Linked DNA regions of Homo sapiens: region 2 is linked to region 1. Evidence: read pairs that join two places in POLR2A ChIA-PET (ENCODE). Cell type or tissue: PC-9. All regions are shown on one strand. Links, peaks and the distances in the headings refer to the core of each region. The heading gives the core; the rest is flanking DNA. Region 1 has its middle 14 kb from the start of LINC01173. Region 2 overlaps SH3BP4 (SH3 domain binding protein 4).

Region 1 (15,263 bases), core at 8,001-10,500:
AGACTTGAGCCTGGAGCAGAGTACATACGTTCATTCTCTACCCATGCCTAAGCAGCAGCAGCTGTGAGCTCAGACTCCTGGCAAAGACAGAGGGGCTCAAGGAGCAGATGGCTGGGAAGAGCCTTCTTCCCTCCTATCCGCTCATACACATGAACTTCCCTCACAAAGATCCTCTTCTTATCCATACCTCCCTGCCAGAAAACCATTGTCTCATCTGTTTTTGAGCCCTCCTCTAAGAGTTCATAACCATTTCTTCACTTAGCAAATACCCTCCAGGCAGCTACCAAATGCAAGGCAATGTTTTAATGAATGTGAATCTTTAGGTCCCTGCTTTGTGGAGCTTCCATTGTAGCCAGAGAAGGCAAGTTACAATCTATTCAACAAATGAGCAAGAGATTATTCCTACTGAGCTCTACAAAGGAAATTGCCCAGGGGTGGGACAGAGACCCTGAAGCAGGAAGGTGATGCTGCCTCAGGTAAGATACTCCGAGGGGATGCTCCTGGAAGAGGGACAGACTGGCAAGAAGAATTTGGCCATTGAAGGACTGGGAAAAAAGAAAAGGAAACTGTGAGTAAGGAGGAACTGCATGCACAAATGTCCCTGCCTGAGAAGGGGCTCAGCTTGTGTGAGAACCTGGGAGTGAGATAGCAAGTTCAGAGGGGCCCTGGAAAGGAGTGCACATAAGACTTGCGTATCTATGGTCTTCAACATGCAAAGCATGGAGACATTGGACCATGTGGAACTTGAGACACACATGTGGGGGCACCAGAGTTACCAGAAGAAGGCCAACCTTCTGACCTGGATGATTTGTACAGTTAGGGGCTGCCCCTCACCCCCTTCTCTGCCTGTGGAGCTTGAGCCCCTCTTCACAGGCACAACCCAGGAGTGTAGTGTTGGCGAGGGGAAGAGGTGGCCTCAACCAGTGGGGAAGAGGTTGGGGGATAAATGCCCCAGCCTCTCCATATAGTAGGGCCATTATGCCCCAACTTCCATATGGTCTCTTGAAAGCTCCCCAGAAGGACTGACTCCCAGCTGCCCACACAGTCATCCACTCTCTACTGGTTTTCCTTCCTTCCTGTTTCATTTTTCCACTTCCTCACCTTTGCTTCCTGGAATAATTCCCCAAATAAACTTCCTTGACTCTTAACAAAGACTCCAAGATTGGATGATCTAGAGCAAGGGACAATAAGCTTTCCTATAAAGAGTCAGACAGTAAATATTTTAGGCTTTGTAGGCCAATCTCTGTTGCAACTATTTAACTAAGACATTGTAGCATATAAGTAGCATTCTACACCACATAAATGAATGACATGGCTGTGTTTCAGTAAAACTTTATTTATAAAAATAAGCAGCAAATAGAATTTAACCCATGAGCTGTAGTTTACCAGTCCCTGGACTAAGAGCTTAATATTGTTGAGCTATGACAGTTGATACAATTTTCTCTTCTATAGGGATTCATCAGCTACAGATATCTGCAGGTCACTTCAGTGGGTCAGAGAACTCCTCTTCTGGACAGTTCAAGAGACACAGCCAACATTTGCTTCTATGCCTTGGAGGTCTAAGGGCCAAGAGAAGCCTCTCCTGTTTCCCAGGGTGACCTTGCCTTCCATCCCCAAGAATAAATGCTATGGCAGCCGCCATTACCAAGCTGCTGTCATTTCAGCAGAACCAGTGCTGCAGTTCCCTGTTCCCTCCTACCCACTGCCTCCCACCCATCTCCTACTTCTGTCTAAAAAAGAGTAGAGATGGAGAGCAAGGAGACCTTTCAATGAGGGAAGGCTTCACGAATCCATAGCCATCACCATCTCTCTAGTTCCTCTGGTGAAGGGCAGGAGAATTCTGTGTCAACTCTGTGGTACCTGAGGTCGGGAGACAGGAATTTTTCTCCTGGCCATTTGCTCATGAAACCACCTCAGAGCCACCAGAGAGGAGCTATGACGAGGGCAGAGAGGTCTGGGCATTTGATCCCAAAGTTTGATGACCTGCATAAATACAGACAACGAAGCCAGCCTCTCCTTTGAAGATTCCTGAAAATGAAAAACTTCCATGCCATTAGGGTGTGGACGGTTTCTAATGAATTGTTGCAGGAAGTCAGGGACCCCGAATGGAGGGACCCGCTGAAGCCATGGCAGAAGAACATAAATTGTGAGGATTTCATGGACATTTATTAGTTCTCCAAATTTTATAATTTCTTATGCCTGTCTTTACTGCAATCTCTGAACATAAATTGTGAAGATTTCATGGACATTTATCACTTCCCCAATCAATACTCTTGTGATTTCCTATGCCTGTCTTTACTTTAATCTCTTAATCCCATCATCTTCATAAGCTGAGGAGGATGTATGTCACCTCAGGACCCTGTGATGATTGTGTTAACTGCACAAATTGTTTGTAGAGCGTGTGTGTTTGAACAATATCAAAATCTGGGCACCTTAAGAACAGGATAACAGCAATTTTCAGGGAACAACGGAGATAACCTTAAAGTCTGGCTGCCTGTGGGCTGGGCAGAACAGAGCCTTATTTATCTTCTTTCAAAAGCAAATAGGAGAAATATCTCTGAATTCTTTTTCTCAGCAAGGAACATCCCTGAGAAAGAGAATGCGTCCCTAAGGGGAGGCCTCTAAAATGGCTGCTTTGGGGATGGCTGTCTTTTACAGTCGTAGCTGTAGGGATGAAATAAGCCCTGGTCTCCCGTAGCATTCCCAGGCCTATTAGGACAAGGAAATTCCCGCCTAATAAATTTTGGTCAGACCAGTTGTCTGCTCTCAAACCTTGTCTCCTGATAAGATATTATCACTGAAAATGCATGCCTGAAACTTCATTAGCAATTTTAATTTCGCCCCAGTCCTGTGGTCCTGTGATCTCGCCCTGCATCCATTTGCCTTGTAACATTTTATTACTTTGTGAAGCATGTGATCTCTGTGACCCACACCATATTCATACACTCCTTTCCCTTTTGAAAATCACTAGTAAAAACTTGCTGGTTTTACAGCTCAGGGGGCATCACGGAACCTGCCAACATGTGATGTCTCCCCCGGATGCCCAGCTTTAAAATTTCTCTCTTTTGTACTCTTTCCCTTTATTTCTCAGACTGGCTGGCACTTAGGGAAAATAGAGAAGAACCTACGTGAAATATTGGGGGTGAATTTCTCCCGATAATGAATGTGCCTCAAGAAGAGTTTGAAGGCCTTTGTACATCCATGTCTCTCAAAGAACACCAAGTGGACCCACATGAACTCTCATAGCATCTCCTGGGGAAGCCTGGGGTGTGAAAAAAGGGCAGGGGTCCTGGGTTCCACAGAAAGCTACTCAGCCAAGTCCTGAGGAGCCCATTTTGGGGAAGGGCTTGGAGCCTGGGGCTACCATGACACACCCTGAGCACAGGGGCAGAAGCAGGGGTGCTTCTCCATGAAGTCAGGGCAGGGTCAACACCAAACCCCACCCAAGATCAACCCACACAGCCCTCAGGCCAAGACCACATCATTAGGGGTTCACAGCTCTTCCCACCACAGTCAGCGGAAGGAGCTCCATGAGCAGTGTCAGGACTTGGCTGCTGGAGGATTCCGAGTCAGAGAAGATTCTGGTCCTGGAAACAGCACTGTAGGTAGTGCTTTGGATGAAAGATGAGCTGCAGCTGGGAAGCTCTCCAGCTAGCAGGCTTCTGAGAGAAAGCATGGTTGTGATGACAGGAAAAAGGACAATTGCTCCATGTTTCCACCACAGTAAGTGGACTTGTCCCCATCTGAGTGACACTGCTCAGATTGATTTTCCTAAGCACCCACAGGATGCCCTTTTTTCTCATGGACAGATTTGGCTCTAGACTGGCTAATACCATGGGTCTGGGCATATCTTTGCACATCTCTGATATTATCCACTAAGCGTGGACTTTTAATTTTAACTCTCAGGGTTTAAGGGGTTGTCTGTTTGAGTACTAAGTCAAAATTTGACTCCTTTTTAACTATATGGTTTTTAAAAAATCAAACCCTGTCTATCCTCTGTTTTGGGGTGGCTGATCTTGCTGATGCCCAAACACAAAGGAAAACCCCAAGCTCTTCGCAGAGCTGAGCATCAGCCTGCCTAGGGAGGCATTCAAAGGCCATGGGAAGCTGGAGATTTGTTTCCCTCCCTCTTTTCTTTTCTTTTCTTCTTTTCTCTCCTTCCTTCCTTCCTCTTTCTTTCTCTTTCTTTTTTCTTTCTCTCTCTTTCTCTTTCTTTCTCTATCCCTCCCTTCCTCCTTCCCTCTTTTCCTTCCCTCCCTTCCTTTCCTTCCTTTCTCCTTCTTCCTTTCTCTTTCTTCCTTCCTTTCTTTCTTTCTCTCTCCCTTTCCTTCTTTTTCTTTCTTTATTTTGTTTGAAAGACAGGGTCTCACTTTGTTGCCTAGGCTGGAGCACTGTGGCACAAAAATGGCTCACTACAGCCTCCATCTCCTGGGCTCAAGTGTTCCTCCTGCCTCAGTTTCCCAAATAACTGGGACTACAGGTGTGCACTGCCACCTGTAGTGGGCTAATTTTTTAATTATTATTTTTTGGAGAGACAAGGTCTCACTACGTTGCCAGGCTGGTCTCAAACTCCTGAGCAATCTTTCTGCCTTGGCCTCCCAAAGTGCTGGAATTTCAGGCGTGAGCCACCATGTCTGGCCTATTTCTTTATCTTTTGATTTCTTTCTTTGTCTTTTTATTTTATAAAGTTTTACTTCAGTTTGTTTATTTTTACCCAGTCTGCTCTTTAAGCTTCTGGTCTTAGCATTTTATTTTGTTTCTATCTATCTGTTTGAAGTGGTTTGTTTTCTCAATTAGTTCACGATGTTTATCTTACTGTTTTGACACTTTGATTGTAGCCTTCTCATCTTTAACATGAATTTGTTTTACTTTTGCATTTGGTTTCGTTTTTCTATTCACCTCTGTTTTTCCTAAAGTTTTGTCTGTTTTCATTGTAGCTTCCCATCATTCCCTCCATTGCTTTAATTATCTCTTTACCATTTATTTTATCCTGTTATTATTTAATTGTTGTATAGAGATTTAGTTCTTGATTTTAGGAATTCTAGCCATGGAAGGCTGGTGTCAGAGTGACAGATGAGGGAAAGCTGTCATAGGGCCCTGAACACGTCACACCCACTTTATTAGGAAGCCAAGCGACAGTGGAATGAATGTGCACTTGCCATGTGTACCCGGGATCTCAGAAACGGGTCCCACGGTAATGAATGAGCAACATTTATTCTCATGGTAGCCCATTCTCCCCAACCCCCAAAAAGGAGAATCTAAAAAGCTTGTTTTTAGAATTCTTGGTGTTCTGACAATGTATACTACTGAAATTCGGGAGGAAAAACCTAGGCACATTAGGATCTCATATCCAATTGTATCATGGGTTGTCCGGAAGAAGACACCAATAAACAAATCTTCCTTTTAGTCTATTCATAATAGGATTTAGGTTGTTATCTGAACAGAAGGGGTCAGAAATAGGAGAAGATAGGAGAAGTTATTTTGATAAATGGGCAATGGCTTACTTATGAAATCCTGAGCATAGGTCTCCTTCTCCAAGTCGTATTTGGTGTGGGACAGTCCACTTTCCTGCTGTGGAAGACACCGTGGGGTCAATAAAACCACTGGTGATCCTGCAGGCTGAGCAGGTCTCACCTCTTTACTTTAGCTCAGGATTCTAAAGAAGTCTTGGCCAAAGGAGAATACTCCGCTTCACCAGGGAGCAAAACCATTTCCATTGTTGTCCCTTGATCAACAAACCTTAGACAGAATCCAATAGTACCATTTTGCAATGCTGTATTTTAATTGCTGAGAGAGGTAAAAGTCATCAGAAATCTTGCAAATGAGCCCCGATGTTGCTGAAATCAGCATTTTCCAATCTGTATACACAGGTATTTATAATTGTCCAGTGTTTCACTGTATGTCGGCAGAGGCTGATAGTGATTAAGATGGTAGGAAAAAATGTCATAACCATAAAGCTGGAGAAAATTGAAGTGCAATGTGCTCTTCAGACAGCAAATGGAAAAATAAATGGGTCAAGTTCTCATTTTGGCAATTCAGGGGGAAATTTTTTGAAGTAATGAAGGGAACTAGAATTAGATAGGATGAGAAATTGGCTCATGAATTGAAAGGCATCGTCTGTATCCTAAGTAATAAGAAATTCCAGACGTCGGCTAGAGTATTCACCTTGCCCTGATGACATCTCAATAGAGTCTTCAAATGTTTATTGCAAGGGAATGTAAAAATTTTATAGGCAAAACATATTAGCTAACAAAGCACTGGATTATAACAAAAAGGAAAATAGCTTTCATTAAGTCTATATAACGCATCTAGCACTTCCCCACTCATTTTAAGGTGATTGTGTGATTTCATCCTCTCAAGAACTCTGTTGCTGCAAACAACGAATATGAGGCTAAACACTTAAGCTTCTTGTTCAAGCTCACACAGCTGGGAAATGGCACACCTGGGTCCTCAAGCGAGGAACCCTGAACACAGATGCTTTTCCATTTGATCACACCCTTCCCAAGATTCTGAGCTAGGTTCAGCCACAGGCCGGCAGTGTGACCTCCACTCTACTCTGGGTTACCGCACACCTGCAGTGAGGTACACATTGCTAGAAGTAGGATTGGAAGCTGGATAGGCTGTTCCTGCCTCATGGTATTTACCACCTGATAGGGCCTCCAGCAATCAGCAATTCACCATATCCATTAAAAAAACATCAGCGAAGTCATTTAATTTCTTAGCTATCCAATTTCTTCATCTGCAGAGTGAGAAATGTTTAACCTTTCAGTGATTCAGAACTAAGAGCATGCAAAAAAGTCACCTACAAAGGTTTTGAAAAATTGAGTTATCAAGGCCCTACTCCAAACCGGCTTTTGAGTTGAGGCCTAAAACATGTAATTTGGAAACTTCCTTAGACGATTCAATTCAAACCTGTATTGTAAGAACCAATAGAAATGCTGACTCCAAATTCCTTTCTAGGACTCAGGTGCTAGTTTTATCTTTAGGAGATCTTTAAATATCTCTCCGTTATCCAGCATTTATACTTGAACACTGGCAGAAAAAATGCCTACTGACATTGGACTACCAGGTATTGGAGTGACTTCTGAAAAAGAAAAGGATTCGCCATCTTCACACGGGGTTACAAGTTGAAACTTTCCCCTTAGCAGAATACACAGCTAACAAGAGCCTTTCGGCTGGGCGCGGTGGTTCACGCCTGTAATCCCAGCACTTTGGGAGTCTGAGGCAGGCGGATCACGAGGTCAGGAGTTCAAGACCAGCCTGACCAATGAGGTGAACCCTTGTTTCTACTAAAAATACAAAAATTAGCCAGTCATGGTGGCGTGCGCCTGTAATCCCAGCTGCTCAGGAGGCTGAGGCAGGAGAATCGCTTGAATTCAGGAGGCGGAGGTTGCAGTGAACCGAGATCACACCACTGTACTCCAGCCTGGCTGACAGAGCGAGACGCCATCTCAAAAAAAAAAAAAAAAAAAAAAAACGAAAACGGAAACAAAAAACAAAAAACCTTTCATGTCAAGCAAGGAAATGAAGAAATTCCGATGCAAGGTCCCTCCACCAAAGAAATTCAAGTTCCAAACATGCTGCTGGGGAATGGGCTTCTGCCTAGTAGAAAAATCTAGTATTTGGCCCAGGGTGATGGGAAGAAAGGGAAAGCAAGATTAAGAATTTACAGATATCATTGGGCAGGAAGTGAACTTCAGACCGTGCAATCTGGAGTATGAGCAAAACTGAACTGGTTTTTGGAGGGGCAGAGAAGCTACCAAAATCATCCAGATCATATGTATGCAAAACACATCATTTTAGAAAATGTTTGCAAAAGGAGAGAACTTCAAGCCAAAATTACTCTTCCTGAGTTTTCCACAAGTAGCCACAGACTTTGTAATAAGGAAGGAAATTGAACACAATGAACACAGAATTCCATCTACACACAAAAATTCATGGAAAATCACTTCAAAGTAAGGGGAAATGCGATGATGGTAAATTACAATTCAAATTACTACCAGATCAATGTTATTTTTCCTATTAGATTTTATTTTTCCTTCTCTGCTTCTGTAAGCTGAGGCTGTGAGAACAGGGGCTGCCTTGCTTCGATACTTAAGCCAAAGTTGGCCCATGAGATTGTAGAAAGGTTAACCGGCTCTGCAGCAAGAAAAACATAGGAAGGCTATGAATTAATCTATTCACTGTCTTCCCCCTCATTCGTTCCCACATAGCCCCCATTATCTTCCATGAACCTAAACAGCCAGTGCTGTGTCACTACTGGTGGACCTCCCAAGAGCTTCCTCTGTCCCTAAAAGTGGGGCGCCAATTCATACCCAGGAAGAGCAACCACAGCTTCCACCCTCTCCCTACATAAAAATTATAGCCATTCCAGGGATACTGCTGAGCATGGACTAGCAAGACCCAAACTGGGGGACATGGTGTACCAGAAAACCTGGGAGCACACCTTGGACCCAGTCCAAGAGGCGCAGAGGCAATATCCCAATGGAAGCCACCAAGAGGCAAACCAGGAAAACAGGAGCTAACATCAGGAATCTGCCAGGCAGAACAACCAACAGGGGGCAGTGACTCCAAATTGACTATAGGAGGTGCTGGCCTGATTCCGGGAGACAGCAGGACCCTCAACCTCTTGGGTGTATATGCTTCCAAGAAGATGAATGTGTGTGTCTCTATGGGCACCACTGGGCCTCCAGTGCATTCCATATGGGACCCTACCTCTTTCTGGCACCTGTAGTCAAGCTGCCCTTTCCTATGGGGACCTAAGGGTAAGCCTCATATCAGGCCCTTCTGAAAAGTCCCCAGCACCTATGTTGGAACTTCACCATTATACTTCCCTTTGAATCTGTGCTATTTTGCAAAGTAAAAAATACCTCTTCTTTGCCATGAGTTGGGCTATGTCTTAACTCCCTTGTAAGATGATAAAATCCTTGAAGGAAATTGCTTTTGTCTTACTCATCTTTTTCTTAATCACCCTCCCCACTATGTATTGAATGCACACGATTGCCTTAAGTGGAATCCAGGGACTTTCCCTCGGTCGCTGAAAGTGTGGTTCCAACAAGCAGCAAAACACCCTCAACTCAGACTCCAGCTCCTTAGGGCCTAGAAGGATTCCAGGTAAAATATTGCCTTGCTTTTTAAGTCAGGCAGTAGAAAGGGTCCAGGCTCCACACTCACATAGGAGGTGCCACCCTTCCCTAGAGCATCGATTTTTTGCTCATGCTTTACATAGACATCATTTTTATTATTAAACAGATATAAATACATTATAGAAAACAAAATTCTACATATTTCTTATACAAAACATGAGTCCTCACATGACTGTCAATATCTCAATGTACCCTGCTCTGCCATTAAGACAACTCACTGCAATATGTAATCCTCAACATAGAAGCATGAACAGAAACGTGACCTTGTTTTACCATTGCCAGACCTAGGCTTTACATGATGCTGCTTAAATGAGACACACGGCTACCCCTGGGCTTAGCAAACCAGAAGCCCAGAGGGGAATCTCTCGGAAGAATAAGTACATGAATCTATATGAAAGCCTTCCTAATCCACGGTGCTCAGTCACAGGAAGGCTTCAGTAGGTGTCACTGCAATGGCGTGGTCACCTCTTTGCTACATGGAGTGGGCTGCTGCCAGGCTGGGCTCAGCTGCGTCCCCCTGGGGTCTCCCTTTTTGACATCTTGTGTTTGGTCTTTGCAGGGAACTGATTCCCTCGCTCTTTGTCGCAAGCTGCAAAGCCAGCACTCAGCTCTGAGATGAAGGCAGGATAAGCAGCAGGACCTCCCCGGTAGTGAGCAGATGGATTAGGACTAATTTTGCAAAGGTGAGGGGGGAAGGTTGCCATGGGATCCTAGCTCTGAAGAATGGCAAGCAGATGTGGGGAGTGCGGGGGTTGGGGGAGGCAGTGGGAATCCTATCCAACTCAGTGTGCTTTCCAATTAGGAGCCTTTCAAGTTAAGGCCTCCTTCAGGTCACCTTCAGCCACTTCTTGAAGGTTAAACAAGTCTTGCTTCTAGTGTGCATTATGCAAAGTGGGTAACAATTACTTGTTGTTTATTAACATCATATATTTTATGGTCAGACTTGACCCTGCCAAGCCCCCAACAGACCCGCCACTGGGAGAGGAGTCCCCGGCAGGCAGGGCCCAGTCACCCCCAGCTCAGCTCCAGACTCTCTGCCACAGACTGCTACATCCTGAATTTTCTTATAAGATTCTCTTTAAAAGGAGATTCCACCACTAAGATGTTGAAAGCATGGGTTTGACATGATGAAGCCTGCATTCAGAATCCACACCCCTGTATTGTCTCTGCCCTAACTCCACGAGCTCACATCAGCTTGGCCTTTCAGGTTGCATGTCCTTCCCTCTATGTCCCTTGTCTGGGGACCTGAGAAACCTCAGGTGAAAACTTGGCAGAGGCTGGTGCTTCTGATGGTATCTTGAAGGTTAAGTGCAAATCCTGAAGCATCAGTTTCCTCCCTGCCCCTTGCAGAGCACTGATAACCAAACCCACATGAGAAAGATGCAGAGGCCTGGTGCCCGGTATGGGCTCACTGCCTATCAGGCTCTACCTCTGCCTCCCAGCACAAACAGTGAAGCTCTGTGGAAGACTGGTGACATCATTCTTATCAAAAAACTTGAGGGCTGAAGACTTTGGGAAACTGAACAGCCTTTCACTCCTGCCCTGCCTAAGCCCAGCCTGCCCATCTGATGTGCATGGCCCAGTGCCCTGAAAGTCAGCAGTCAGGACTGCAGCGAGGAAAGTGAAGTGGGCGATGGGCTCCCCTAACCCCAGTTGGGTCTTTGAGCTCTGAAACCCTTGAACCTGAGAGATTGTCACTAGGTAGGGTTTTGGTTTGGAGCAGAAAAAAACAATGGCTGCTGCATTCACCATTTGAAATTGGTGTCGACGGATGCTCTACCATCTCTGAAATGAGAATTGTGTTCTTGTCATCAATGCAGTGCGCACCCAGCTGATTTTTTTAGGAACTAGGTATTTATAAAGAAGCAAGACTGATCACCAGACATGTAACTAGGAGCCTCAGAGAATCACTGGTTTTAATTATTGGAAATATTATATTTGGGTCCTATAGGATATGACCTGGAGGATCCATGAAGATCCCTTTGGTTACAACAAACAGAAATTTCAGGTCATACTAGTTGGAGCAAAAGGGGGTGCTCATGAAAAGGAAATTGAGTTTTCTCATATAATGAGATAAAGATGGGCATCAGGAACACCTGTAACTAGGCAAGAGCCTGACCATAGGAGCTCTGCTTCCCCTCCAATCTCCATTGTGCTCTGAGTATCAGCTCCCTTCCCTCTCCGCAAGGTGAGTGTCCTCAGCAGGCCCTGGGACTCATACGTCCTGGCTTCCACCACCGAAGAGCAATGGGCTCTTTTCCATGTGCATTTCAAAACATTCCTGGAGAAAAAAACTCACGTGGCCAGGCTTGGGACAGGACATCCCTGGCCCAGACAATCAAGGCCAAGCACAAACGCCTTATTCACAAGGGGAGAGCCACCCCTAGGGAAGGGTATGGGGTCTGGGCTGACCACACAAGAGGGTCTCAGCCCTTAGGCCTGACCTTTATGTGCTAAAGCAGAGACTGGAAAACCACAGCTGAATCTGGTTGACTGCTTGTTTTTGTAAATGAAATTTTATTGGCACACAGCCACACCCAGCTGCCTTCCTACAATGGCAGAGTTGAGTAGCCATGACAGAAACCCTATGGCCAGCAGAGCCTAAACGTTTACTATCTGACCCTTCGGAGGAAAAGTTTGCTGACCGTGTGCTAAAGGGTAAGACATTTTAGGAGAGAGCTCAACAGTGGTCCCCAGGTCTGGAACCAGCTCATAAGGAAACAGCCATCCTCCTGTCCCAGGATTTATGCTGTTTAGATGCATTCTAATAAGTAATAAAATGGAAATGTTGTGACTTGGGGTTGAACTTTGTGGACTTGGAGCCAGTGCTGTGATTTTCTTGTGTATTCTGGATCTTTGGATCTTCAGGGAAGTGAGATGTGGGAAAGATTTGGTATTGAAATAACTTAGCTTTTGAGGCTCTCAAGGAAATATGCCAGTTCCAGTGATGTCATAAGAAACACGGAGGTTACAGAGTGAAATGCATTTACAACTATTTGATGACTTTTTACGGGGGATAATGGGATAGGTTTTATAGAATAGTAGCAAGTCTGCATCCTTTTTACTGAGCAGAATTGTACCACATAACTTGTGCTGCCATGTGCTGAGGGTTACCCTGTGTGACTCTCCCTGGAAGGTCTGTGAGATACTGTGAGGGTACTGGAACAGAGGGGACTCTTTTCCTCCTCCTGCATAGATGTTCATCAGGCAGTCATACTGGCAGGCATGGCCAGCTTGAAAGCTTTCTTCAGAACCATCAAGAGGCATTCACTGATCCCTTATGGATGTGAGGTGTGTTGGTAAGGACTGGAGACACTGCCCCATGAAGGAGTGGATAGATCTCTCCTGAAACATTATTCAGCTCTGCACATAAGCACTGCAGGGAAAGCAACCGTCCTGCTTGATCCAGCCCCCAGGTATGAAGTCCACTGGCCTCTCAGAGAGAAAGAACCAGGAGGAAGGGATGGTTGGCTTGAGCCTCTCTCTCCCCTCTTCTCTCTGTCAGCACCCTACCCCCACTACACAGTTGGCACATGGAGAGGTAGGTGAAATGAACAAACCCATCTGCCAGATCATAGCCCCAAGGTCAGTAAGTTAAAGGTCAAGCAGAGAGTATGGAGTCTCTCTCCTTAAGAGGCTTTCCTTTGAGTAGATTGGCTGGATTCCCAGACTCTCTCTCTACTGGGCTGTTCTAAGCTCCCTCTGTCTTCTCCTCATGTAGCTGAGGTTAGAGGTTCATATGAGAACTTTCCTGGCCTTTGAGTGTCCTGAGACAGACACCCAGGACCAACTTTGTGTTGGCCTCAGGGTGAAATTGCCTCTATGACTTCATCTTTAGGATCAAAATTGGTTCATCATGTGCTCCAACCCTTCTGAGCTGCAGAGACTACACTGGAACTTAGTGCATGGGGCTGGAGCTTCAACAGTGATGTTCCCCTGAAATTGTTCTCTGGGCATGTACCTCTCTTGGAGACCTTAAGGGGAGGAAAGACAAAGTAAGGTTGAAGTTTGGGTCTTTCTGGGTCCACTGGCCCAATATTATCTCATAATCTCATCTCTGTCCCCACAAATACCAATCTAGATCCCTTATCTCAGAGGACAATGCTCTGTCCAAGCCCAGAGTGGAAAAATGCTGAGCCCATCTCACTGTCAACTCTCTAAGCAGGAGGAGGGGAGAGCTGTCCTGGGAAGACTGCTCTAAAGCTGTACCAGGCATCGCCTTTTGGAAGCTCTAAGATTTTGTCATAAAAAGCAATATGGAAGAGAGGATTTCATTAAGACAAAAAGACAAAGCCAAAATATATTCCAAGCTCACATTCAAAAAAAAAAAAAAAAAAAAAAAACCGTAAGACTCCTTTTGAGAAGCTTTATAGGAGCTTTTCATGTCATTGAGCTCTTCTAATCTAGATACTAAATTGCTTTCTGTTCACTCATCATTCTTAGCATTCCTCATGAGGACAAACATAAAATAAAACAAAACAAAGCAAAACCAACAGCTAAACATGGCTAGGAAGCCAGTCAAACAGTCACACCACACAAGGCAGCATTCATGCCCCCACACATCAGGGAAGATACACTGAGAATCATTGCTCAGTTGTTCCCTGGGAGATACAGATACCAGTGGGCTGGGGGAGATCCCTGAACACCGGTGAGACCTTGACCCCAGCCGGTGCCCAGGCTCTTGACATCCTCACGAGAAGGAATTCAAGTATGAGTCAGAAAATAGTGCAAGTATGGAGATTTATCACAAAGGGAAAAGTACAAACTCTAAAAAGGGAGGTGTGGGTGTACTTCAGAGTTAAGTAGATGGAGTTTGGGGCTGCTACCTTTATGGATTTCTTTAATCAAGGGGTGGAATATTCATGAAAGTTCTTGGAAAAAGGTGAAGAGTTCTTGGAAAAAGGTGAAGATTTCTTGGAACTGTGGTGCCATCCATTTTTTACATCAAATATGGGTGTTCTCAGAACCATCATGGTGCTGGTGGGTGTGTGGTTAGTATGTTAATGAGCACATAATGAGGTCCTAGGAGAAACCTAGGTCAAATCCAGTGCCATGTTGGTTCCAGTCATTCTCATCCAGCTTGGTCCACACCCTGGTTTTTCAGGGTCTTATCAGCCCATGGGCTGTAGTCATGTGAAACTCCTGCCTGAAATGTTTTATTCTCTTGTGACCAACCTATATTATTCCTGTCTCAAAACAATGACCTCAGAATAACACCTGAGTTATAGGATAGAATATGACCCACCCTGAGGTCTCAGGGTGATCTACTGTGAACACCAGAGTCCTCCTGAATGAGTTAGTGGATGTTGGGACAATTTTAAAGAAGAAAGCAGTACAATGCTTTCTTTGCACAGCCTCCCAGCACTGACCACTTATTGTTTCATCACAGGGCCAGGTTGTAGGCGAACCCTCACATTATTTATATTTCCTCTACAAAAAAGAGTGCCAGCAACCTGAGATTGCATTCATTAATCTAAGCAGGTAAAAGCCAGCAGGACTGCAGCTGGAAATGGTTTCAGGAAAATGAAGCAGAGATTGTCTTCCTTCAATATCTTATGGTAGGATGATCACCCAGCCTCTATCAGTCCTCAAAACAGGGACAAATGACACCTATTACTTTCCTGATAAAGTTTTGATGTGTGTACTCATGGGTAAAAAGCTAGGTAAATGACTAGGAAGACCATCTTCCAGTCCCCAAATAAAATAAGACTAAATAACAGAGAAGTTCAATCTCCTTCAGGGAGATTGGCAAAAAGGATGGAGTTGTCAAAACAAAGAGGGGCCACTGCTTTTTCTATTGCCATCATTTTAGTGCCTTTGCACCGTCTAAACTTGTATTTGCTCACCACCGAGGTTGAAGTTGGGATAAAAGTGGGGGGGAAGGGAAGGCAAACATTTGCTTGAGTAAGAGATCATTGTTTCCATAGCTGTTTGCTATGTTTTCTTCCTGAGCCAAACACCACACACCTGTCTCCTAAAGAAAAGACAGAGCCTGTTTAACCAGCAGCATAAGCAGGTGTTCTCTTGCTGTTCTAAATGGACTGCTTATTCTTGCAAGCAGAAACATGCTGCTCTAAACAAATGCCATCCAGTTGCTTCTAAATCTGTATGTCTGAA
Region 2 (15,263 bases), core at 6,645-9,144, 380 kb after region 1:
CAGGTTTTGGTTCACTCCCATCTCATATTAAATAATTTGTTGGTTTTATGATTTTTTTAGAGCACAAGGGCACAGCCAGGGGGAATTCAGACACTGCTTTCACCAACACCAGGATCCAATAGCATAGATTATGGCTTCTCTGTGTCGTTTACGCATGCACGATGATCATTCATTCCACAAATACTCATTGAGTCCCCGCTACGCGCCAGGCCTTGTACGAGGCCCAGGGATACAACAGCAAACAAAACAGGCTCTAATGGTGCTGATACCCTAATGGGGAGATGGAGGCTCCTCCTGCAAAAGAAACACACATACACACACACATACACATATTTCATATATATATACACATATATATAATATATATATAAAGGATATATGTATTTTATATATATATTATATATAATATATATTATATATAATATATATTATATATAATATATATATTATATATATATATTATATATTATATATATATTATATATAGTATATATATTTTATATATATATATATAATATATATACATATATATATATATATATATATATATATATATATATATATGAGGTATGTAGAGAAGGAAAAATTCTTAGTTCTTGGCTTGGGCCCCTATAACAAAAGACATTAATAAGAGAAAAGCATGCAAACTTACTTAATATATGTTATATGTATATTACAGATATATAATTTCTTCATAAGGAAATGAAGACTTAAAGAAGTAATTAAACCTGAGGGATTTGATGAGGTGTGGAGAGTCCTGGAAAAATGAGATGGGACAAGAAAAAGCATAAGCAAGTGTCATGAGCTGGAGGACAGCAAGGCCTGGGCATTGCAGATTCCCTGTGTCCTTGGAGATAGGATGCTCTGTCCCCCACATATAGGGAGGGCCCCTCCCACTTGAGGGTCTATGACCTGCTTCAGGGGGCAGGCAGGGAGTCCTGCCTGCACCTGCGGTTTCTCAAATTCCTCCAGCTTAAAATATGTGTGGTGCTATATTTTGGGGTAGCATGTTCTGAACCTCATCAGGTACATGATGTAGTGGTTGGTGGTAAGAGCTATGGAAAAAGATAACATTGGGGCCAGGAGATGTCTATTTCACATAACATCCTGTGTGTCCTCAAGTTGGGTCAAGCAATATTATGACAAGTGCCTTATCTACGTCTTTGCATTTTGTCCTCTCCAAAGCTCATTGAGGAAATACACTTTTTGTCCACCATGAGTGGAGTCTTAGGCTCTGGAGATCACACAGTTTCTAAGGGCTCCACTCGAGTCTGGGTTTAGTGATCCCAGAGCCGGGTTCTCTGAGACACCCAGATAGACGGGCCTGCTGTAATTTCACAGGAGGAGGTAGGTGGGGCTTCAAGGCCCAGGGATGCTCCCAGCTAAGCGCATCTCTGTAACCCAGTTAATGTAAATGAATAGAAACTGTCTACCTGATTTCCTAACACTTTCCCAAGGAAGTGTGATTATTTCCTTTCAAAGGAAAAGGAAACTGGCAGGTGATTTTCTGGGGTCGGGGGGGCAATTTGATAGAATACGATGACTGTGGACTTCATCACATTAGAAAAGATGTAGGTTTAGTTTAACTAAAAACGGATTCCTTTCTTTGGTCATTTGCTTTGGCAACTTAAAAAAAAAAAAGAAAGAAAGAAAGAAAGAAACGTTTCCTTTCTTTCTTTCAATTGTTTATTACGGGAAGCCAGAATGTCAGCAGACTCCGTAAGTGAGGCAGTTTGGGAGGTGGGGGAGGGGAGTCCTGGGGAGAAGTATATGTGCTTATTTTCTTCAGAAAGAGTGTTCTTCATCTTCTGAATATATCTTCTCATTTAATCATATCCATTATTTTTCAAAACACACCACTTGTTTGGCTGACTTATTTTTGCTGTTTCATTTGCCGTCTACATTGGTAACATACAGAGTTCAATGGCAGGAGCCATGAATTAACTTGATTCACTTTTTGAAGGGTTGGAATTTTTCAGACTGCTTCAACACTTGTTCAATGATAGTATGAGCTATGACTAGGCATAATCTCTCATTTTCAAGGTATGTAGACAGTCTGTTTTCATGTTGTGATTTTGAATGATAATTTAAAAGAGGTTGGGCCAGGCGCAGTGGCTCACACCAGTAATCCCATCATTTTGGGAGGCTGAGGCGGGAGGATCACTTGAGGTCAGGAGTTTGAGACCAGCCTGGTCAACATGATGAAACCCCATTTCTACTAAAAATACAAAAATTAGCCAGGCATGGTGGCACACACCTGTAATCTCAGCTACTTTGGAGGCTGAGGCAGGAGAATCACTTGAATCTGAGCGGCTGAGGTTGCAGTGAGCTGAGATCATGTCAATACATGCCAGCCTGGGTGGCGGAGTGAGACACTGTCTCATAAATAAATAAATAAATAAGTAAAATAAGAATAAAAGAGGTTGGAAGGAACTGACTTCAGAATTCTTACTTTATCTGAGGAAACAGTTTGGTGAGGAACAGGTTGAGTTTGGAAATTTAAGAAGCAGGTTGAGGGAAGCTTTCCATCCAGAGGCAGAGCTTGGAATCAGCTCATACATGTCATTGCGGGAGTTTTTGGAATCTGTTCATTTCCAGTCCCTGATCACATGCAGTGGTCACCTAACTCACCGTGTCACCGTGTTTTCTAAGTTAATCACATTCAGTTTCTCTTTGTATCTAGTAGCAGTTCTTTTAAGAAGAATTTTAACGTTGCCCAAAATGAGATGTTTAGGGCGTAGGGCATGTTAAATATTCCATTGCACTGATTTGCCTTTCTGTGAGTGATGGAGAGGCTCCTCTGTGGTCTTTCTGCCGGACATAGGCTGTCGATTTTGAAGGTGACCAAGTAGCAGGAACCAGTTCGTTGGCCAGGTAAATTACCTACTGAATTTCACTTTGGTTTGTTTCTGTTGGTGACTTGCCTGGGTTATTGTGCACCTGTCTGTTTACCACCGTCCTCTCTCCTTTGGGAAGCTCTCCGGACACCCCGCCGGCCTTGCCCTCACCATCTGTTTTCTTTGTGTTTTGCACAGTGCCTTCTCCCAGTGCCTTGCTCGTAGACAACCCCACACCTTTCGGAAATGCAAAGGAAGTGATTGCGATCAAGGACTATTGCCCCACCAACTTCACCACACTGAAGTTCTCCAAGGGCGACCATCTCTACGTCTTGGACACATCTGGCGGTGAGTGGTGGTACGCACACAACACCACCGAAATGGGCTACATCCCCTCCTCCTATGTGCAGCCCTTGAACTACCGGAACTCAACACTGAGTGACAGCGGTATGATTGATAATCTTCCAGACAGCCCAGACGAGGTAGCCAAGGAGCTGGAGCTGCTCGGGGGATGGACAGATGACAAAAAAGTACCAGGCAGAATGTACAGTAATAACCCTTTCTGGAATGGGGTCCAGACCAATCCATTTCTGAATGGGAACGTGCCCGTCATGCCCAGCCTGGATGAGCTGAATCCCAAAAGTACTGTGGATTTGCTCCTTTTTGACGCAGGTACATCCTCCTTCACCGAATCCAGCTCAGCCACCACGAATAGCACTGGCAACATCTTCGATGAGCTTCCAGTCACAAACGGACTCCACGCAGAGCCGCCGGTCAGGCGGGACAACCCCTTCTTCAGAAGCAAGCGCTCCTACAGTCTCTCGGAACTCTCCGTCCTCCAAGCCAAGTCCGATGCTCCCACATCGTCGAGTTTCTTCACCGGCTTGAAATCACCTGCCCCCGAGCAATTTCAGAGCCGGGAGGATTTTCGAACTGCCTGGCTAAACCACAGGAAGCTGGCCCGGTCTTGCCACGACCTGGACTTGCTTGGCCAAAGCCCTGGTTGGGGCCAGACCCAAGCCGTGGAGACAAACATCGTGTGCAAGCTGGATAGCTCCGGGGGTGCTGTCCAGCTTCCTGACACCAGCATCAGCATCCACGTGCCCGAGGGCCACGTCGCCCCTGGGGAGACCCAGCAGATCTCCATGAAAGCCCTGCTGGACCCCCCGCTGGAGCTCAACAGTGACAGGTCCTGCAGCATCAGCCCTGTGCTGGAGGTCAAGCTGAGCAACCTGGAGGTGAAAACCTCTATCATCTTGGAGATGAAAGTGTCAGCCGAGATAAAAAATGACCTTTTTAGCAAAAGCACAGTGGGCCTCCAGTGCCTGAGGAGCGACTCGAAGGAAGGGCCATATGTCTCCGTCCCGCTCAACTGCAGCTGTGGGGACACGGTCCAGGCACAGCTGCACAACCTGGAGCCCTGTATGTACGTGGCTGTCGTGGCCCATGGCCCAAGCATCCTCTACCCTTCCACCGTGTGGGACTTCATCAATAAAAAAGTCACAGTGGGTCTCTACGGCCCTAAACACATCCACCCATCCTTCAAGACGGTAGTGACCATTTTTGGGCATGACTGTGCCCCAAAGACGCTCCTGGTCAGCGAGGTCACACGCCAGGCACCCAACCCTGCCCCGGTGGCCCTGCAGCTGTGGGGGAAGCACCAGTTCGTTTTGTCCAGGCCCCAGGATCTCAAGGTCTGTATGTTTTCCAATATGACGAATTACGAGGTCAAAGCCAGCGAGCAGGCCAAAGTGGTGCGAGGATTCCAGCTGAAGCTGGGCAAGGTGAGCCGCCTGATCTTCCCCATCACCTCCCAGAACCCCAACGAGCTCTCTGACTTCACGCTGCGGGTTCAGGTGAAGGACGACCAGGAGGCCATCCTCACCCAGTTTTGTGTCCAGACTCCTCAGCCACCCCCTAAAAGTGCCATCAAGCCTTCCGGGCAAAGGAGGTTTCTCAAGAAGAACGAAGTCGGGAAAATCATCCTGTCCCCGTTTGCCACCACTACAAAGTACCCGACTTTCCAGGACCGCCCGGTGTCCAGCCTCAAGTTTGGTAAGTTGCTCAAGACTGTGGTGCGGCAGAACAAGAACCACTACCTGCTGGAGTACAAGAAGGGCGACGGGATCGCCCTGCTCAGCGAGGAGCGGGTCAGGCTCCGGGGCCAGCTGTGGACCAAGGAGTGGTACATCGGCTACTACCAGGGCAGGGTGGGCCTCGTGCACACCAAGAACGTGCTGGTGGTCGGCAGGGCCCGGCCCAGCCTGTGCTCGGGCCCCGAGCTGAGCACCTCGGTGCTGCTGGAGCAGATCCTGCGGCCCTGCAAATTCCTCACGTACATCTATGCCTCCGTGAGGACCCTGCTCATGGAGAACATCAGCAGCTGGCGCTCCTTCGCTGACGCCCTGGGCTACGTGAACCTGCCGCTCACCTTTTTCTGCCGGGCAGAGCTGGATAGTGAGCCCGAGCGGGTGGCGTCCGTCCTAGAAAAGCTGAAGGAGGACTGTAACAACACTGAGAACAAAGAACGGAAGTCCTTCCAGAAGGAGCTTGTGATGGTGAGTGCTCAGCAGGTGCCTGGGCGTTCAGGGGTGCTGCTCAGCAAAGCCTTTCCGCCTTCCCAGTGCACATGGGCGTGGGCCGTGGTGTCGTAAGTCACCAGGACAGTGTCTGTGGCTGATGTCCCGCTGCCTGAGATAGGTGCGGCTCAGCACAGCCTTTCGCCTTCCCAATATGCGTGGGCGTGGGCCGTGGTGTTGTAAGTCACCAGGACAGTGTCTGTGGCTGATGTCCCGCTGCCTGAGATAGGTGCGGCTCAGCACAGCCTTTCGCCTTCCCAATATGCGTGGGCGTGGGCCGTGGTGTTGTAAGTCACCAGGACAGTGTCTGTGGCTGATGTCCCGCTGCCTGAGATAGGTGCGGCTCAGCACAGCCTTTCGCCTTCCCAATATGCGTGGGCGTGGGCCGTGGTGTTGTAAGTCACCAGGACAGTGTCTGTGGCTGATGTCCCGCTGCCTGAGATAGGTGCGGCTCAGCACAGCCTTTCGCCTTCCCAATATGCGTGGGCGTGGGCCGTGGTGTTGTAAGTCACCAGGACAGTGTCTGTGGCTGATGTCCCGCTGCCTGGGATATACGTGTGGGGCTTGAAGTGTGCTTGAAGTGGAGATGGGGTTTACGGGGGATCCTGGGGGGCCCCAGACAACCCAAGGACCCTGCAAAGAAGAGCATTCCAGTTACTTTTCCCACCGAATCTGTGAGCTCCAAGAGGGTCCCAGAATGGACCAGATGCGGGTGGGGGCAGAAGGCGGCCTGTGCTCTCGCCATTCAGTTTAGATCTCTTGGGAGCAGATGTGGTTCGTTAGATTCCCAACAGGGTCTCTGACTCCAGAGTCCCACGAACCGCTGCCCCAAAGCCTGTGTTCATTGTAATGTGAGTTTTTCTTGCCTTTGCTTCCTTGAAGCTTCTAACATCTCTGTATTGTTTCCACTTCCCCCTCTGTGTTGGTTTGAGTTGGGGCGAGGACAGCATTTGTTTTGCCAGCACAACCGTGAACTGGAATCCAAAGAAATAAAAGGGGGAAGTAAGCATCAGACTGTGGGTTACGCCCTGGCCCACGAGCCAACCGGGGAGCATTTGCTCAACGCTTTCTTAGCACTGCTCCCCGCAGGCAGCCCCACCGTCAGCAGAGCTGGGTCCTGGCGGTTACCTTGGCTAGGCTTAGCCATATCCGTGTCCTGGCATCCCCAGGGGTGTTTGTGGTGGAGAGTCCCTGTGGACTTCTCCCTGTGATAGAACGGAGTCCACCCCTATCCTCCGGAGAGGGGCGCATTGCTGGTGTTCATTCCTGTGGGAAAACCCTGTGACCTTGGCGTGTGCCGCTCTTCCTCGTTCCTCTGAGCCCGCAGGCTTTCTTGCATCCTAGCTTCTGAGAGGCGTGCTTCTTGGTGCCCGGCCTTTCTGCCACCTCCCCGGCTCCCCTGGATTGAGCCCTGTTTGTCTGGGAGAGCCCAGAGTGTCCTGTAGACACAGGTGTGCAGGCAAGGGTCACATGTGGCACATACCCGGCTCGGCTGCCCATGTTGAGCCAGGAGACAGAAGGGACGCAGCCCGGCAGGAGTGGGGCAGGAGTCGGGTGAGACCCTCTCTGGGTGGCCTGCAGTCGTGTGCAGTGCCAGAAGCATGGAGCCACGAGATTGCCCAGGGGAGGGAGATGGAACTGGAAGCGGCCGTCAGGGGGGCCACCTTGGCAACCAGGAAATCACTGCACTTGGGTGGGGAGGAAGCGAACAAACGCAGCAGGGAAGCCTCCGGGCCCCCATGTGGGGTCACCTGCAGGGAGGGGATGGCCTGCGTCCCTCCCATCAGCCATCACCCATGTGTGATTCAGAGCACACCTCCTGGCTCTCCAGAACCTGGTGCCGGGCCGTGGCCTGGTCTCCTCACGGGTGCACCCAGCACAGTGGCAGACAAAGCGCCTCCATCCCGTGAGAGCCTCTGTGCGGGCGGCCCCGAGACCACAGCCGTGGCTGTGCATGCTGTCGTGGAACCTGACAGCATTGCTGAGCCCAGGACACTCACCTCGACGTTGCACCAGAGGTGGAAAAATGACACAACCAGGAGTACCACACCAGCTGTGGAAAATAACCGCCGAGTAGGTGGCTTTTACACTCATTTTCCTGCTTTTTTATCTTTTTCCAAAAGACATAAATGATCAAACTCTCTCAATTCGATTGGTGAGCATCTCTGGGAGGGGATTTTTTGGTGGGCCTCCCTGTCCGCTCCAGGGAGGGGTGTGTCCTCTGTGCCCGAGTCCTTCCGCTACCCAGAAAGGAGGAAGTGAAACTTGCCCTTGGCCAGGTCGGCTCCCTGAGGCAAGGTTAGATTTTGTGGTGATAAAGTGAAACTGGTTTTGCAGTGTCCCCACCCGCCCCCCACACCTGTGTCAGTCATCATCTTGGCCAAACTTATAGAAACCACAGACGGATTTCTCCCAGGTCGTTTATTAGGAGACCCTGAAAACTGGCTGTTCTATTCCGCTTGTCATCACAGGGCTGCCACGATTTCTGCGGCCTCTGCCACCGCTTTACCTGCCCCTCCCAGAGAGTCACAGCCAGGCCACCCCCTGCCTCTCATTTTTAGCATAGCTTTCGGTGTCCTTGTTCTGATGCCTTGGGTTGGAAACAGTGTTTAAATGATGGGGAAAATGTGAGAGTTTGAGACAGTCAGTGTGCAGGGAGATGGGAAGGAAAAAGGAGTCAAATGAGACCTGGGTTGTTCCTCTCTCCACTGCCTTTAGAACGGGGTCAGCCTTTGCCCCTGCCCCACAAAGTCGTGTAAGATCTGGCCCTACCCATCCCAACCCTGGGGGCCACTGTGCTCTGTGCACCCCTGCCCTGAACACACCCAGCTCGCCCGGCCTCCAGCTCCTGCAGATGCTATGCTGTTCCTCTTCCTGGAGCTCCCTTTCCCAGACCTCCTCATCTCCCTCAGCTGCCAGCTCAAATGCCGTCTCTCCAGGACGTCCTTCTCTGCAGCCCCGCGCACTCCATCATCCTCTGTCTCCATGGTGTTTCTTGAATCAGAAGCGGTTTGTTTTGGCCAGGCATGGAGGTTCACACCTGTAATACCAGCACTTTGGGAGGCTGAGACAGGAGAATCGCTTGAGCCCGGGAATTCAAGACCAGCCTGAGCAACATAGTGAGGCTTCATCTCTCCAATTTTTTTTTTTTAAATCAGCCAGGTGTGTTGGTGTGCACCTGTAGTCCCAGCTACTTGGGAGGCTGAGGTGGGAGGATCACTTGAGCCCAGGAGGTCGAGGCTACACTGAGCTATGATCGCAGCACTGCACTCCAGCCTGGACAACAGAGTGAAACCCTGTCTTGAAAATAAAGGAAGAGAAGAAAAGAAACAAGTTTGTTTATGTTCTTGTGCACTTGTTTCTCATTATTACTCTAACTGAACATAGGTCCCATGAGAGGAAGGGCCCCGGCACATAAGAATCACTGAGGTACTAGATGGATAAGTGATTGAATGAATGAATGATGGATGAATGAATGAATGATGAATGAATGAATGAATGAATGCAGGCCTTGGGCTGGGCTAAGAATCCAAGCGGGAGGCATTCTCACGTGGCCATACCATGCTTCTGTTCTGTGGTTCCATTTCCTCTTTCCATTCTTTTTGTGCCTGTTTTTGATAGAGTCCGTGTGTGAGGCATCCCCGTACCTCTGCCTGCCCCTTCCCAGCAGCATGGCTGTGGCTGCACTCAGAGCACCCCTCTGTCCTGGCCACTTCTCTCCCACCAGAGCCTCTGTCCGTGATGGTGTCAGCTGAAGAATGACAAGGTTTGTTCATTTGGAAAGGAGAGCCTCATTCCTCATAAAGGGTTGCAGCCTGTGGGTGGCTATTCTGACAGGTTGGGAAGCAGAGCCTCCTGCCAGAAGCCAAAAACAGACACTTCAAGGGAGGGGCAAAGGCAACAAGAATTTATGGATATTGGTGGCCAAATATACATATTCAATAAGCCGTAGGGGGAGTCATGAGTATTTATGAAAGGAGAAATGTGCACATTCACATTTAAGCCTTGTGCTCCTTCAGGGGTCCCATGTACAAAAAATGGTGGCAGTGGCATGATTCAAGGGTAGGGTTTTCTTTCAGCCCCCTGATGCGTCAGAGGCGAAGCAGGGGACATGAAACCCTCGCTGTGCATCCTCTGTAGACTGGCCAGAAACACTGCGTGGTCGGTGGGCTCCCGTCAGGCAAAGAGGAGGGGCAGCGTCTGGCAGTGGTAGAGGCCTTTGAAAGGGAACCCAGCTTTTTAAGAATCAGAAAAGTCATTCAGCAGCGCCCTTTTGATGCAAGAGACTATTCCCAATTCTCGGGATACTGTCAGCACTCGGCACATGGTCTCTGTTATGGTGGGGAAGGAAGGGGAGTCAGCTGGAGATAGCCGTGGGCAGTGGCCATCAGCCATGGGAGCAGAAGCAGCCCACGGTGGCCTCAGGCCCAGGGAGAACTTCCTAAGGGGCCAGAGTGAGCTGTCACAACTGGTCCTGGATCCACCATAAGAACGAAGCCGTGGGGTGTGGTGACCTGGAGCCGTCGGTGATGGCTGTAGCAGGGGCGTTTTGGTCAAGTTGCGGGAGGTAGGGAAATAGGCGTGTCGGGCTCTGTAGAGAAGTTTCTATGAGAAAGGGAAGGAGTTGCTGTGGGATGCAAAGCAAGGGAGGGTGGTTGTTTTGGGAGTGGAGTGGGGGCCGGAATAAACCCAAAGAGACTTGAAAACTAACAGAAATAAGGAAGCTAGCAAGTGCATGGGGCGCATTGGGGCGGGAAAGACTGGTGTGGTGTGAAGGGACTCTCTGTGGATTGGGAGAAGACCCACTTTAACCTCCAGAAGAGGAGGAGTTGATGGACAGTGTGCATTGGATGGGGTCCTGAGGGATTCCTCCCAGGCAGCCCCAAAGCCAGAGCCTGTGGCTGTTAATGTGGGAGAGGGAAGGAGGATGGGCCCATTGTCCAGATGCCATGTGCAGAAGGCTTCCCCTCGAGTTTTGGGGCATGTTGGGAAGGAAGCAGGATGGAATAAACATGCAGCAAAAAAGCCTAAATTGTATTTCTTTGTACTTTATAAGAGTATTTTCCCCCGCCCCTTTTTTGAGAAAAGGTCTCGCTCTGTCTCCTAGGCGGGAGTGCAGTGGTGTGATCACAGCTCACTGCAGCCTCGAACTCCTGGGCTCAAGCAGTCCTCCCACCTCAGCCTCCCAAGTAGCTGGGACTACAAGCAGGTGCCACCACACCCAGCTAATTTTTTTTTTTTTTTGTCTGTAGTAGAGACAAGGTTTGATTGTGTTGCCCAGGCCGGTGTGGAACTCATTGAGCTCAAGCTATCCTCCCACCTCAGCCTACCAAAATGCTGGTATTATAGGGGTGAGCCACCATGGCTGGACAAGAATATCTCTTGAAGCAAGTTCCCAGACTCTGGCCGCCAGGCCCGCTATTCCTGTCAATGGCGTTTTGTTGGAACTCAGCCACACCCATTCCCATCTGCATCGTCTGTGGCTTTCAGGCTTCGTGTGTCCCACAAAGGCAAAAGTACTATCTGTCCCTTTATAAAGTTCAGTCACCCTGACTGAAATCATGGTGTACTCACTGTAACAAAATTCCAGTTGAAACCAGGGTAGTGCAGCAGTCCATCGAGTGTTTCCTGGTGTACCTGTGTGCCCATAAAAAGAGGAAGCTGCAAGGATCAAGTTCATAGAGCTAGAGCCTCCTGCTGTGAAATTTTTCTATTGCTAAGAATTGGTTGGCACCCAAAATTTGTCCTTTAAAAATATGCATCAGTTATGCCTTGTTGATGGTGTGGGTGGTTTGTAACAAACTAAACCAGGGCTGGGCTCAGTAAAAGTTGTGTAAGTGAGTGAGGGAGAGATGCCTTCATTCTTGGTGTTGGAAGTGCCGACCTCTCCTTTCATCTGGGATCCATGGAAATGGGACCTTGGCTGCCCCTGGATGGAGTCCAGGCGCTCTCCTTCCCAGGGGCCAGAGAACACCTGTGTTTCCCAGGACCTTGGGGACCTGTGCCCAGTTCCCCTGGGGAGAGAGCGGTTTTGATCACTCGCACCAGGAATGACTCGAGTCAGAAGCAGGTGACTTTGACCTGTTCTGTTACCTAGAAAATGAGGCCACTTTGGAGCCAGGCAGCTGTGCACACAGCCAGATTAGCTTGGTGTGTGCTGAGTAGCCACGAAAGAGCTGAGTTGGGGACATTGAGTGACTTCGTGTCAAACCCTGTGGTGGTCCAGCACACCTTCCCAGGACCACAGACGAGGCTGCCACCACAGCAAGAAAATTAGGATCTGACAGCCTACCAGCTAACTACACACCCTCCTGACACGTGAATACACACGTGTATGCTTTTATCTTCTGAAACAAATCTAGTCAACATTTAATTTTTTAAAACAATTTGTTTTGAATATATCCAAATTCAAATAGAAACAGACCTTCTTCTGAAATATATAAATAGTTGATATGAAGCATAATCCAGACCGGTATTACATTTGGTTCAATTCCCAATTCCATGTGGGGCTCATGGAATTGGGAAGGCCGCTGGCCGAGTGCTGAGAAGTTTGCATATTTGCCTCCACGCCTGTCACTTCCAGCTGTGGGACCCGGGACAAGCCTGGGGTCTGCAGGCTTCCTGTGCTTATCTGTAGAACAGATGCCTTGCGGCCCACACAGCAGGGAGGACCTGGGGTTGGGTGCCCAGAGGCAGCTCTGGCTCTGGCATTTCTCGGTGTGAAACCCACTTCCCCTCTCTCAGCTTCTTCTGTAAAGTGGGTTGAACTCAGCCTCTGCTTCATGGGGGGCTCTGGGGAGCGGAGGAGCTGAGTGTCTGGCTCACAGCAAGCCCTGGGTTTCTTTTTTTTTCTTTTCTTTTTTTTGAGACGGAGTCTCGCTCTGTCCCCTAGGCTGGAGTGCAGTGGCGCGATCTCAGCTCACTACAAGCTCCGCCTCCCGGGTTCACGCCATTCTCCTGCCTCAGCCTCCTGAGTAGCTGGGACTACAGGTGCCCGCCACCACACCCGGCTAATTTTTTTTGTACTTTTAGTAGAGACAGGGTTTCACTGTGTTAGCCAGGATGGTCTCGATCTCCTGACCTCGTGATCCACCTGCCTCAGCCTCCCAAAGTGCTGGGATTACAGGCGTGAGCCACCGCTCCTGGCCTAGCCCTGGGTTTCTAGTAGCTTCTACAAAAACAAACGGCCACCAGGTCCTCAAACCCCCTTCTGGCCAGCCTCGTTGGTAGCCAGCTGTCAGCCTCTCATATCTAGGGAGGCATCAGAATGATCTGTCGCTCCTGGTTCTTTTTAAATTCCATGGATTGAGATGCTGGGGGCCCACCTAGAAGGATCGTGAGTCACCTACTCTGGCTAATGCATGCCACAAGTCGCCAAAAAGGTCACCTTTTTGTATTGTTAGACTCCCCCCAGGTAAACATAAAGTGTACATTAGAATGCTCAGTCTAAAACAGCTGGGCTCGCTTTGAAGTAAGCAGCCCAGCCGACCGCATGAGCACTAGCAAGACGACCCTGCTATCGGCACAAAATAGTTGGCCAAAGAGCGCCGGTACCAGCGGTGTGGTTGGCGGGGGTGGGGGGTTGTTTGTTTTTTAGCACACTTTGGAGTCCTAAAATGACAACCTCAGGTGCTGAAACAGAGCGTAGAGAGAAAGAACGCCAGGACTGGTGACTTTCCTCTTCTCTTAGCAACTCGCCTGTCCAGGGGCTCACGGGAGCCTCAGAAACCGTCTCTGGGCTGCCTCAGGCCACTGTGCCCTGGAAGCCAAGCCTTTCCCATTGTTGGATGAGAGAAAGCTTTAAGGGTGGGGGTGAGCTGTGCCTTCTATGGCAGAGGAGACTCAGACAAGAATCAGACCCAGCATGCGGCTCTCCTGCCTTCCTGGTGACGTCATCCTGACTGGCTCAGAGCCACACGCTAACCATGTGTGGCCTCATTTATAATTAGGATGGCGCCAGAGTCGCTTGCATGACACCCAGTGGCAGTCATGTGACTTGGCACAGTGTACAGGACTAGCAGGCCTGCTGTCTTGTGCTAGCCAATTTGATTTGTTTCTTTAAACCAGAAGTGTGAGTTTGACCCCAGCCTGGGGTCCCCCAGATATATTAGCCATATGTTCAATGCCTGTCCCATCCAGCCCCCGTTTTTAGGAGGGAATTGAGTCCCAAGGCGGCCACGTGGTTGTTCCAGCCTCAGCTGGGACTTCACTGTCCCAGCAGGGCTGTCTGTCCTATTACCTCCCCTCTGACTTCCTCTGTGGTTAGTAATCCCTGTCCTAAAGACACAGTAGAAAGTTCTTGCAGCTTTGACGTGGGAGCAGTCCCACCAATTGTGGAAACCGTTTTCTCATGTTGCACAGTCCTGGGGGAGGTCTGTGCATCTCCTGGTCACCGTGGTTCTTGGTGGTACACCCTGTCTCTGACCAGGGCCTCTTCTGTTCTCTGTCTTCTTCTCCCTGGGTGGTCCCTGCCTGAGTCCCCCAGCCTTCTACCCGCGGTGCTCTCTAACTGGCCAATGTCAGCACCGCACACTCAGCAGGTCCAGCTCGCCCTCCATCCGTCTCGGCCTCAGGCTATGGTGTCTATTTGGTGAAATGCATTCGTTTCTCTCTGGTGTCCCCAGAGAGTGGGAGTGGTGACAACTCTAATCCATATTCACCCTGTCTGTTAGCTTCCTGGGGCTGCCAAGACAAATGACCACAAACCAAGGGACATCAAACAACAGACACCTGTCCTGTCACCATTCAGGAGGCCACAGGTCTCAGTCAGGGGTCCCAGGGTGGCCTCCGTCTGGAAGCAGTGGGGGAGAAGGGGTTGCAGGCCTGCCTCTCCTAAGCCCCACTGGCTCAACCCTCCTTCTTTTCCTTGGCTTGTTGCCGCATCTGTCCCGTCTCTGCCTCCGTCTTCACACGGCCTTCTTCTCTCTGCCTCTCTGTCTGCTTTCTCTTCTTATGAAGACGCCAGTCCTTGGTGACTTCCTCTAATCCAGAGGGACCTCATCTTAATTCTATCTGCAAAGACCCCATTTTCAAGTAAGGTCACGTTCTGAGGTTCTGGGTGGATGTGGGCTTTGGAGGGAGACACTGGTGAACCTGGCACGCTCTGCACATCATCTCTTTTCTCCCGTGAATCCTGGCAGTGATCGATTTCAGGGGACATTTGGTAGTAGGCCAGGGAACATGGAGAATAGAGAGCCCATGGCCATTCCTGCGCCGTCTGCTGGAATTCTGCGGGGAGCAGAGCCTGCCCCACTCCCTACACTGTCTCACGCTGTGTGCCTCTTCCTCTGCAGGCCCTACTGAAGATGGACTGCCAGGGCCTGGTGGTCAGACTCATCCAGGACTTTGTGCTCCTGACCACGGCTGTAGAGGTGGCCCAGCGCTGGCGGGAGCTGGCTGAGAAGCTGGCCAAGGTCTCCAAGCAGCAGATGGACGCCTACGAGTCTCCCCACCGGGACAGGAACGGGGTTGTGGACAGCGAGGTGAGCAGCGGCTGAGCTTCGAGCTCACCGAGCCCCTCTGTCCCTGGGTTCCGTGGACCCATGCAGTGCAGCCATAAAAAGTCTTGCCTCGCGGCATTTCTGTGAGGGTGCAACAGGTGGAAATGTGCACGCATGTGCCCAGCACTGGGTGTGCCTCACTGAGTGGGAGCCATCCTCCGGATTGGTTGTCGTGAGCCCTGGCTTTAGGATGTCAAGGCTGTTCCACACGACATGGGAAGGACAAACAGAACTGCCTGTCCCTTGTTCATTTTGATCTTAAATTACCATCCGTAGGGTTGAATAATGCAATAACACATACACAGAGGACTTTGTGAGCCGCTCTGGACTGGAGTGATACCTGGTAT

Evidence for each region. ChIA-PET counts read pairs that join two places held together with the same protein. Peaks named below come from ENCODE experiments on the same cell type or tissue, not always from the same donor. Only the 100,000 strongest peaks of a DNase experiment are listed, where the experiment ranks them.
Region 2: POLR2A ChIA-PET joins it to region 1 with 6 read pairs; 1 of 35 experiments calls an interaction of 5 or more read pairs at or near these places.

Annotation. Positions count from the first base shown.
Region 1 is chr2:234,661,273-234,676,535 of GRCh38, forward strand. No RefSeq gene overlaps it. Among named protein-coding and RNA genes, the nearest start is that of LINC01173, 14 kb to the right of the region's middle. RefSeq lists an enhancer at 107-630. In PC-9, for the core only: a CTCF peak has its summit at 8,517 (motif pointing right); a DNase peak (open chromatin) is centred at 8,959.
Region 2 is chr2:235,037,853-235,053,115 of GRCh38, forward strand. It overlaps SH3BP4 (SH3 domain binding protein 4), which reads left to right. Exons shown (of 6, transcript NM_014521.3): 4 at 3,036-5,395; 5 at 14,710-14,898. Among named protein-coding and RNA genes, the nearest start is that of SH3BP4, 93 kb to the left of the region's middle. RefSeq lists enhancers at 5,611-6,112, 14,423-15,263. In PC-9, for the core only: no CTCF peak of the experiment used is centred there; DNase peaks (open chromatin) are centred at 6,679 and 7,719; H3K4me3 peaks cover 398 bases; H3K27ac peaks cover 2,500 bases.